Linked DNA regions of Mus musculus: region 1 is linked to region 2. Evidence: chromatin loops called from intact Hi-C (ENCODE). Cell type or tissue: gastrocnemius. All regions are shown on one strand. Region 1 overlaps Prkdc (protein kinase, DNA activated, catalytic polypeptide). Region 2 holds the start of Cebpd (CCAAT/enhancer binding protein (C/EBP), delta).

Region 1 (5,000 bases), 48 kb before region 2:
CTGAGGCCTTCCTGGCACTGCGTTCCCACTTTGCCAGCTCCCATGCACTGCTGTGCATCAGCCACTGGCTCCTCGGGATTGGAGACAGACACCTGAACAATTTCATGGTGGCCATGGAGACAGGCAGTGTGATTGGAATTGACTTTGGACATGCGTTTGGATCAGCTACTCAGGTGTGTTGTGCTTAACTCTCACTCCTGACTTAGAATTGGAATATGCACTAGCCAGGATTCTCTAAAGGAGCAGAACTGATATAATGAACATATACATGGGATTTATTAGAGTGGCTTTAGACCATGGTTCAGCTAGTCTAACCATGGCTATCTTCTGACAGAAAGGGCAACAAGCCAGTACTTGTTCAGTCCAGGATGTCTCAGCAGTTCCAGTCAGGTGCTAGAGTCCTGGAAGATTCCTAGAGAGCTGCTAGTCTTCAGTTTGTGTTGGAATCCCAAAGAAGATTATATTATAGATTATAATAGCAGCAGAGAAATGCCTGGGCAACAGGATAGATGAACTTGCTAGCAAGACCTAGGGCCCTCTATACAGGCTGCCATCAGGTGTGGCCCAGATGTAGTATAAGAGTCTTCCCACCGCAAATGAGCCAATCAAGGAAACCCTCACAGGTGCACCCAGAAGCGTGGATTTTAGTTGATTCCAGAGGAAGTTGACAACCATGTGGCATTAACACCTCCAGAAATTAATTAAAGGAAGTTAAGTTGACTTTGGCATTGTTATGAAACCTGACACTTTTGGAAGAAACAAATAATCTCGCCCTCATTTTAGGCTCCTACATGACCTGTAAGTCATGGGAAACACAGTGATATGTAATCAGAGCTAAGAAGAAAAAGATATTATGTTGTTACAAACACGTATAACTAGAGTGTCTTATATAAAATGTCATTTAAGTTGTTTCTGTTGAGCTTCTGAGTCTCCCAGGCTCTGGGTTACTCCATAGAAGTTTATGCTTTGAGAGGGTAACACAATCTGAATTGATTATTCTTGGGTATAGGGATTCTCTAGCTGATTTTTAGAAATGTGAAGTACCTAGGTTTATGCTTATAACCTCAACACAAGGGAGGCTGGGACAGGAAAATGATTGCAAATTCAAGGCAAGCGTGGCCTTTAGTGTTAGACCCTAGCTTAAAAAACAGGACCAGTGCGATGGCTCAGTGGGTAAATGTGCATGCCAGCAAGCCTGGTGTCCTAAGGTCAGTGCATAGAACCCACATTATGGTAGAAGGAGAGAACCAGCCCCCGTTGGGACAGAATAAACATGAAAGGAAGGAAGGAAGGAAGGAAGGAAGGAAGGAAGGAAGGAAGGAAGGAAGGAAGGAAGGAAGGAAGGAAAAGGAAGGAAGGAAGGAAGGAAGGAAGGAAGGAAGGAAGGAAGGAAAGAAGGAAAGAAGATACCGTTTGTACCGTCACTAAAAGGAAAGGACCCCCTAGGGCGGTGCTTTATGTGCATTGTGCCTGTTCTCTTGAGAGCTCTGGTCCGTATATGTCATCGTCAGCACCACTATCATAAGGGGAGGAAAGGGTTTCTTTGGCTTACACTTCCACATCATAGCCCATCACTAAAGGCAATCAAGATAGTAACTCAAACAGGGCAGGAAACTGGAGGCAGAAGCTGATGCAGAGGCAATGGAGGGGTACTACTTACTGGCTTGTTTTACATGGCTTGCTCAGCCCAGAACCAACAGCCTAGGGATGGCACCACCCATAATGTGCTGGGACCTCCCCCATCAATCACTAATTTAAGAAAATATTGTACAGGTTTGCCCCATCTTATAGAGATATTTTCTCAATTGAGATTCCCTCCTTTCTGATGACTTTAACTTTCTGTCAAGTTGACATAAAACTATCCAGTACATGTACTTAGATATACTTTTTTCTCTTATTTAGTTTCTTCCAGTCCCTGAGTTGATGCCTTTTCGTCTAACCCGCCAATTTGTCAGTCTCATGTTGCCAATGAAAGAAACGGGTCTCATGTGCACGGTCATGGTGCATGCACTGAGGGCTTTCCGCTCTTGTGCAGGTCTGCTCACTGACACCATGGAAATTTTTGTGAAGGAACCCTCCTTTGATTGGAAGGTACATTTTGGTTTTGGACAGACATGCTCATGTCTCCTTTGGATTGTGAAAATACATCATTGTATTTACTGAAATGTTTATATTATTTTGTGCTACATTTCTCAAAACTAACCTAAAAAAAAATCATATAAAAAGCAAAACATTTATTTGGAGGAAACATACTACTATGTTTAGTTTGCGCCTAACTGGAGGTGACAGTATCGACCCATTAGTAACATTAAGTACGAATTCTGTTTTCATACACAATTTGTTGCTCTGATTGTTGTTTTAATTATAAACAGGGTCTTACTCTAGCCTGGGCTAGCCTAGAACTTTCCACATAGCCAAGGCTGTCCTCGAACTCAAAAGAATCTCGTCTCAACCTCTTGATTTCTAAAATTATAACAATCCTCCTCCGAACCTACAACTTTTGAAAAGAAATGTTTAGTTTTTATGAGTGTTTTGCCTGCAGGTATGTAAGTGCATCATATGCATGCAGTGCCCACAAAGTCCAGAAGAGGGAGCACCTGAATTAGAATTACAGAAGATGTAACCAATGTTTCTGGGACCTGAATGCTGGTTGGTCCTCTGTAAGAACATCAAGTGCTCTTAATCCTTGAACCATCTCTCCAGCCAACAACAACCTTTGATTTAAAAATCATTCCATGTGAATTTTTCCTTAATTTCCTTATCTAAGAACAGATAATGCTGTTTGACTCAATTATCCAGACTATCCCCGAAAGCATTAAGCTCATCTTTTTATGTGGACTTCTTCTCACCTCTCTGCATCGCATGATCATGGTGATATGTGCCATGTCAGTGTCTGACTAGAAAGCTAGAGAGCTGTTCCAGTTATAGATCTTTGTTTTAGGGTCATTACTTGGTTTAATGTTTTTTAATGTAATTTGTATATGCTATTATAATAAGTAGAAAAAAATGTGTTTTTTCCCTTAGAGTTTTGAGCAGACAATGCTGAGAAAAGGAGGATCATGGATTCAAGAAATAAATGTAACGGAAAAGAATTGGTATCCACAACATAAAATACGCTATGCTAAGAGAAAGTTAGCAGGGGCCAACCCAGCTGTTATAACTTGGTAAGACTTGTGAATGCAGAATCAGTGTGTGTTCAAAAGTGCAAAGCACTTCACACACTTCTGAGCAGTATGGCACTTCACTGTGTAGATGGAGAAAGTGACTCTTAGGGCGGCTTTACCCCTCCAAGCCCAGCCTGCAAGGACTGGGCTCACACCCTTGTCTGTTTTGTGCTTCTGTACAGTCAGCACCAATAGGAGAACTAAGGTCATGCCATAATATTGTTATGCATATGAGGCTTGGAACTCATATTTGCCTTTGTACTTTATAGGGCATTTGGCCCACTTGATCCTGATGAACACTAGTGTCAGGCATTTGACTACTATCTCATAGTGAAAACACAACGTGGGCTTCTCAGGTAGGAACCTGAGCTGCATTGACCTTTAGGTTTGCTTGAAGTTTTTAAAAATTGAAATCTAAAGTAAACAGAAATGTGGAGGTATTATTCCTAGGAAGTAAAAACCTTAGACTTCAGTTCTGAGCAGTAGTAAGATGTACTCTGTAATTGACTTGATTTTTCACAATAGTGTCAGATCTATACAGTGACTGGTGCTAGTAAGAGAATGAGCTGCAGAAATCAATTCAAAGTCTATCAGACTTAAATGTAAAACATTAAGTTGATCTTCATGATGGCACTTGGCTGTGACATAACATTGCTAGGCATGACCCCAGAAGCACGAGGAAGACCAAGACACACAAGCTGGACTTGAGAATTCCCAGCTGTGCTTTACAGGGTGTAGGCAAGAACAGAGGAGGACTGGGACAGTAAGTGAGGGTTCCTGAGCTAATCTAAAAGCACAAGGCCTGGCTTCAATTCCCAGAGCTAGATTTTGTTTTAAAATTAGGGTTGCAGAAATGACTTAGCAATAAGAGTGCTTGTTGCTTTTCTAGAGCATACATGTGCATGAACAAGCAAATAAATTTAAAAAAAATTTTAAGAAGTAGGGCTAGAGAGATGGCTTGCCATTAAAGAGCATTGTTGGTCTTTGAAAGAGCCTGGTTTGGTTCTTCCACCTCCAATCATCTGTACCTCCGGTTCTAGGGAACCTGAAGCCCCTTCTGTCCTCCTCAGACATAGGCATCATGCAGTGTACATAATGTGCAGGTAAAACATCCATACACATACAAAGAGTCATCTCTTTAAAAATAAAAAAAGCGGGGCAGGGCTGGCAACATGGCTCAGCGGATAAGAGCACTGACTGCTCTTCCAAAAGGTCTGAGTTCAAATCCCAGCAACCACATGGCATGGTGGCTCACAACTACCCATAGTGAGATCTGATGCCCTCTTCTGGTGTGTCTGGACAGTGTACGTATGTATAATAATAAATAAATCCTTGGGCCATTGTGAGTGGGCTGACCAGAGTGAGCAGGTTGACCAGATTGAACAGAGGTCCTAAATTCAATTCCCACAACCACGTGAAGGCTCACAACCATCTGTACAGCTACAGTGTACTCATATACATAAATAAATCTTTTTTTAAAAAAAAGGGCAGTCCACATATTGACAGAAATCTTCAAGTCATATTATTTGAGAATAGATTCATGCCTAAAATAAGTTTATGAGTTTTTTAAAGGCACGGTGTGGGGCCAAGGGGTGATAGAGAGACAGCTCCGTAGTTAAGAGCATTGCTCTTTCAGAGGGCTAGAGTTCTAGTTCTCATTTTACAAACCTTATAACCACTTGTAATTCCAACTCCTAAAGATCTGATGTCCTCTTCTGGACCCTGGAGGCACTCACAAGCACAGACACAAATCTCTAAAATAATTTTCCTTAAAACCCAGTGTGGTGATACAAACCTGTAATTTCAGCAGATGGGAGGTAGACGCCATCCTTGACT
Region 2 (5,000 bases):
GAAGAAGGAGAAGAAGGGGGTGGGGAGGGGAGGAGGATGAGGTCTGTGGGATCCACAGGAGGTATGGGTAGGGGAGAAGGGAAGGCTGTCACAGGTGTTCTGTGACAGAAATAGGGACGTAGCTAGGGCACTGAGTTTGGAGAGGAAGTGGTGAAAGTCTTCAGTAAGCTTACCTGACTCCCTGGTCTGTTCAGCTTCTGTGTTTAGAGGGGATGCTTGCTGCTGTTGGAAGGTGGGATAATGGGATAAGTTGGAAGTTTGGAAGAGAAGATCTTTGTGATCCATGGGGGATGAGGTCACAGACAAAAGGGAGACAGCACCAGGTGCTCTACTGCTGAGCTGGGGGTGGGACTGGGGAATTGGATCTGGAGGAGCAGAAGGAGAGGGAAAGATGTGCAGTCAGCCCACCTGCTTTCTTGGCAGCAGTCTGACCAAAGCAACTTACAAAAGAAACAGTATGATTGGCTGTATGGTTCCAAATGGTTAAAGTTCACGATGATTGAGCAAAAGCATGTCAGCAAGAATAGCTGAAAGCTCACATCTTAAACTGCAAGTAGGAGACAGGGAGAGATGTTGGGAATGGTCCCAGCCTTTTGAAACCTCAAAGCTAGCCTGTAGTGATGCACCCCTTCTAACAAAGCCACACCTCTTAATAGTCCCCAAACAGTTCCACCAACTGGGGATTAAGAATTCAAACATATGAGCCTCTGGGACCATTCTCATTCGAACCGCCATTTATTACAACGTTCTTTTCTTGATATATAGCCTCAATATGTAGCTCAAGCTGGCTTCAAATCCATAATCCTCCTGCCTTCACTTCTTGAATGCTAGGAAGTTTTACTTCTCTTCAAGCTTGATTTCATATTTCATTTTACCTAGAGCTATCAGGAAATGTTTTTAGAGTATTTATACATATTTGAGTATCCCATCTAGAGAACTGTTCTTGTATGGAGTGAAATGCACAAGCAGGACCTCAGGGAGATTGGTTGGTGTGACCAGACTGATCTTCCAAGTCTGACAGTGCTCTGTGACTCTAAGACATATCAACACTGCTAGGCTCCTGAACTTTTAAATACCAAGGTTTCCAGAATGTCCACATAGACTGGGTGTCATTGGAACCTCCAATATGTTCCATATGTGACATTGCTGAGGACAAGGAGAGGGTCTCAAGGATTCTAGCCAGAAGGCTTTTGGCAGGTGTGCTGAGAAGAGCTAAAAATGATGTATTTCTCACAGGAATAAGGCATGGGAAGTGTTCACATTCATCTTGAGTACATTTCATCTATAAAATTATAGATTAACTCAATTTATAGTTTAGGAAATTATTTTATATAATTAGTTTAATTTTTATGTTGAGCTTGAACACTTTCTCTATTGGTGGCTGCTTTTAGGCCTACATGGTTAAGTCATTTTGTTGCCACCCACGGTGCTAGGAAAGGTCCTTGAGATTGGCACAGTGTGTGGGAACAGTCATGAAAGGATCACAAATGACTGTCACAGGGGCTAAACTTTAACAGCTCTCAAATGTCACACTATATTCATGCTTTGTTGTTCTGTCATGTTGCCTTTCTCCATTTCTGGAAAATTGAAAAGTACGCACTGGTTGGCGGGTTTCTGAATACACAGAGCTTTCAGGTGCGGCCCAATAGTGGCCACGGTAGCCTGTCCTTCTGAGACATTCTAATTGGCCCCGCTGTCTTGTAAACACAACTTTTCATAAACGTAGTGAGTGGACCCAGGTATCAAAACAAGCATGTTGTCTCACTGAAAACAGCCTCGGAATGTGGTCTCTCTGAGGGATAAACACGTGTTCTCTAATCATGCTTCTATGGCATCCAGGGCTAAGAACCACGAACGTCTCCTAGGGTTTTCCTGTGCATGCATATCACATGTGCGCTGGCTTTAACCCCAGAGGCAATTAGTTACAATAGCAACATCATATGCCATTTATAAACATCACTGATCATTATGAAATTCCAAGGCTGTGTTTACCTTTTTTTTCCAAAAAAAGCCATTAAATATTCCACAGCCCCTCATTAGGATTTTCCTCAGGAACTGAAGGTAGGAGCTAGGCTGCTCTGTGTAAATCAGCTGATGTTTGTTGTCAGAACACCTGGTGAATCGGAATGAATTAGGGGAGGGATATGAGGGACACATCTGAATTTGGACAGATGATTTTCTTGACTTTTGCTTGAGACAGGCCATCAGGCACTTGAACTCCTGGGGTTCAACTACCCACCTAGCCTATCAGGTTTGAGTAGCTGGGGTTGAAATTTCTCTTCATCTTTTCACGAATTTTGAAGAGCTGGCAACTTAACACCTCTTTGTGAGTACTGATGTAAATCTTAGCTTTCTCTCAGCAAGCCACAATTTCAGAATAATATCCCTTTTGGGTACAATTTGCAAGAAAAAGAAACAGCAAGATGCTATGCTACCACCAGGTGGCACAGCTTTAATAACCAAGAAGAAATGCCAGAGCACCCAAGATCCGCTGTCAGGTGCGGAGAAACGCACCGCGGTTAGGGTGGCCATCACTCTTCCGTTGGCTTTGTGGTCAGCGGGGAGCCCGGTTGATCTGTCCGTCTATCAGGCTCTGTTGCTGAACCTAACCTCGACGGCAGCTGGGCCTGGGCACTCCGAGAGGTGTAGCTGGAGAGGGTTCGAATTTCAGGAGGCTCCCACTGGCTGCGCTCACTCTGGACCGCCGGAGGCTGAGGCCCGGGTCCGCGAACCACGGTTCACTAGTTCTGGTCTCGTGGCGGAGGTGCCAGGACTCGAGCTGCGGAGCCTTGATCCCTGTTCCGCCTTTGCTATGTCTGAAGGCGTCCTGCTTTGCGCGTGTCGGGGCCAAATCCAGATTTTCATTTCGCTCCAGGCTTGGACGGCTAAGTAGGTCCAAACCGCACAAACAGGAAGGAGGGAAGGCAAGGAGTGCGGGCAGAGGGCGGGTCGTTCCCAGCAGCACCCCAGTCCCTCCCCGCTCCGGTCTCCGACCCACTGGGGCCGGGGCGGGGCGTGCGCGTCAGCTGGGGCTAGAAAAGGCGGCGGTCCGGCCCGGCGAGGTGACAGCCCAACTTGGACGCCAGGTCCGGCCGACGCCGCCATGAGCGCCGCGCTTTTCAGCCTGGACAGCCCGGTGCGCGGCACACCCTGGCCCACAGAACCCGCGGCCTTCTACGAGCCAGGCAGGGTGGACAAGCCCGGCCGAGGGCCCGAGCCAGGGGATCTGGGGGAGCTGGGCTCCACGACTCCTGCCATGTACGACGACGAGAGCGCCATCGACTTCAGCGCCTACATTGACTCCATGGCCGCCGTGCCCACCCTAGAGCTGTGCCACGACGAACTCTTCGCCGACCTCTTCAACAGCAACCACAAAGCGGCCGGCGCGGGCGGCCTGGAGCTGCTGCAGGGCGGCCCTACGCGACCCCCGGGTGTGGGGTCTGTCGCTAGGGGGCCGCTCAAGCGCGAACCCGACTGGGGCGACGGCGACGCGCCGGGCTCCCTGCTGCCGGCGCAAGTGGCGGTGTGCGCGCAGACAGTGGTGAGCTTGGCGGCCGCGGCTCAGCCCACTCCACCCACTTCGCCGGAGCCTCCTCGAGGCAGCCCGGGGCCGAGCCTCGCGCCCGGCACAGTCCGAGAAAAGGGCGCGGGCAAGAGGGGTCCGGACCGCGGCAGCCCGGAGTACCGGCAGCGGCGCGAGCGCAACAACATCGCTGTGCGCAAGAGCCGCGACAAGGCCAAGCGCCGCAACCAGGAGATGCAGCAGAAGCTGGTGGAGTTGTCGGCCGAGAACGAGAAGCTGCATCAGCGCGTGGAGCAGCTCACCCGGGACCTGGCTGGCCTCCGGCAGTTCTTCAAAAAACTGCCCAGCCCGCCTTTCCTGCCGCCCACCGGCGCCGACTGCCGGTAACGCGCGGCGTGGGCCTTTGAGACTCTGAACGACCTATACCTCAGACCCCGACAGCGGGGAGCAGACGCCGCCCGAATCGCTAGTTTCTTTGGGACCTGCGAGCGACAGGAAGCTGCAGCTTGGGCACTGGACTGCGAGAGAAGCTATATTAATCTTTCCCCTTAAATTATTTTTTATAATGGTAGCATTTTCTACGTCTTATTACCATTGCAGCTAAGGTACATTTGTAGAAAAGACATTTCCGACAGACTTTTGTAGATAAGAGGAAGAGACTGCGCATGCTTTTTATATTCATTTTTACAGTATTTGTAAGAATAAAGAAGCATTTAAATCGCTGCAGCTTCCTATGTTCATTCTCTCCCGCACACAACATACTGAGACTTCACCAGGGAAAAGCAAGCACCTGGGAGCCACCCGACCAGGTGCGTTGCCCACACGGGGTAAGGAGATGGACGCGTTTCCTCGCGGTCTCTATTGCCCGCGGAAGGAACACGGGAAAGCATGACTAATTCATGTGTGTGATCCCAGAGTAGGCTGACCTGGGGCGGAGAACAGTTGGCCTAACTTTTAGGTGGTTGCCGAAGGGTGAGGGGGTGGAAGAGAGCTGGGAGTCTGAAACTTGATTCCTCGTTGCCTCTACTTTCCTCAATCTAGGGACAACGTGTAGATTTAAAAATGTGTACCAGTACAAATTAATATCCTAGTATATAAAAAGGGCAGCCCCAAAAGCCAGTAATTGTAATGTTTGCGGGCTTAACCCCCCCCCCCCCCAAAGCTATGTGCCTTTCTACTAAGATACTGGTTGTTCCAACCCCTTCCCTGATCTGCACGGCCTGTTGTACAGAAAACACAAACCCTCCAGGGTCTAAATACATAGCTTTGTTTGTAATTCAAATCCCTGCCCAAAGTGCAGGCTTGTGGACTGCTGTGAGTCTGTGATCTTTGCCCTCTGCAGTTCTTCAGGGTCTCTGACAGGTGGGCAGTGGAGTAAGGTACAGAAATTTCTCTTTTATACAGCTCTCCTCACACCCAACATTGTATGGGTGACAGTGCCACCTCTGGCAGCTCCCAGAACACTAAAACCACAAAG

What was found. Hi-C counts contacts between places; a loop is a spot of excess contacts. Peaks named below come from ENCODE experiments on the same cell type or tissue, not always from the same donor. Only the 100,000 strongest peaks of a DNase experiment are listed, where the experiment ranks them.
Region 1: it touches region 2 in a loop (2.9-fold over the local background); 12 of 42 quality-filtered maps call a loop at or near these places.

Annotation. Positions count from the first base shown.
Region 1 is chr16:15,836,061-15,841,060 of GRCm38, forward strand. It overlaps Prkdc (protein kinase, DNA activated, catalytic polypeptide), which reads left to right. Exons shown (of 86, transcript NM_011159.2): 83 at 1-173; 84 at 1,903-2,091; 85 at 3,025-3,164. Among named protein-coding and RNA genes, the nearest start is that of Mzt2, 25 kb to the right of the region's middle. In gastrocnemius, a CTCF peak has its summit at 2,585 (motif pointing right); a DNase peak (open chromatin) is centred at 2,582.
Region 2 is chr16:15,884,222-15,889,221 of GRCm38, forward strand. Cebpd (CCAAT/enhancer binding protein (C/EBP), delta) reads left to right here and starts at 3,065. Exons shown (of 1, transcript NM_007679.4): 1 at 3,065-5,000. The coding sequence starts at 3,104. The coding sequence ends at 3,910. In gastrocnemius, CTCF peaks have their summits at 2,436 (motif pointing right), 3,394, 3,921 and 4,972; DNase peaks (open chromatin) are centred at 2,585, 3,064, 3,399, 3,834 and 1 more place; H3K4me3 peaks cover 2,957 bases; H3K27ac peaks cover 2,930 bases.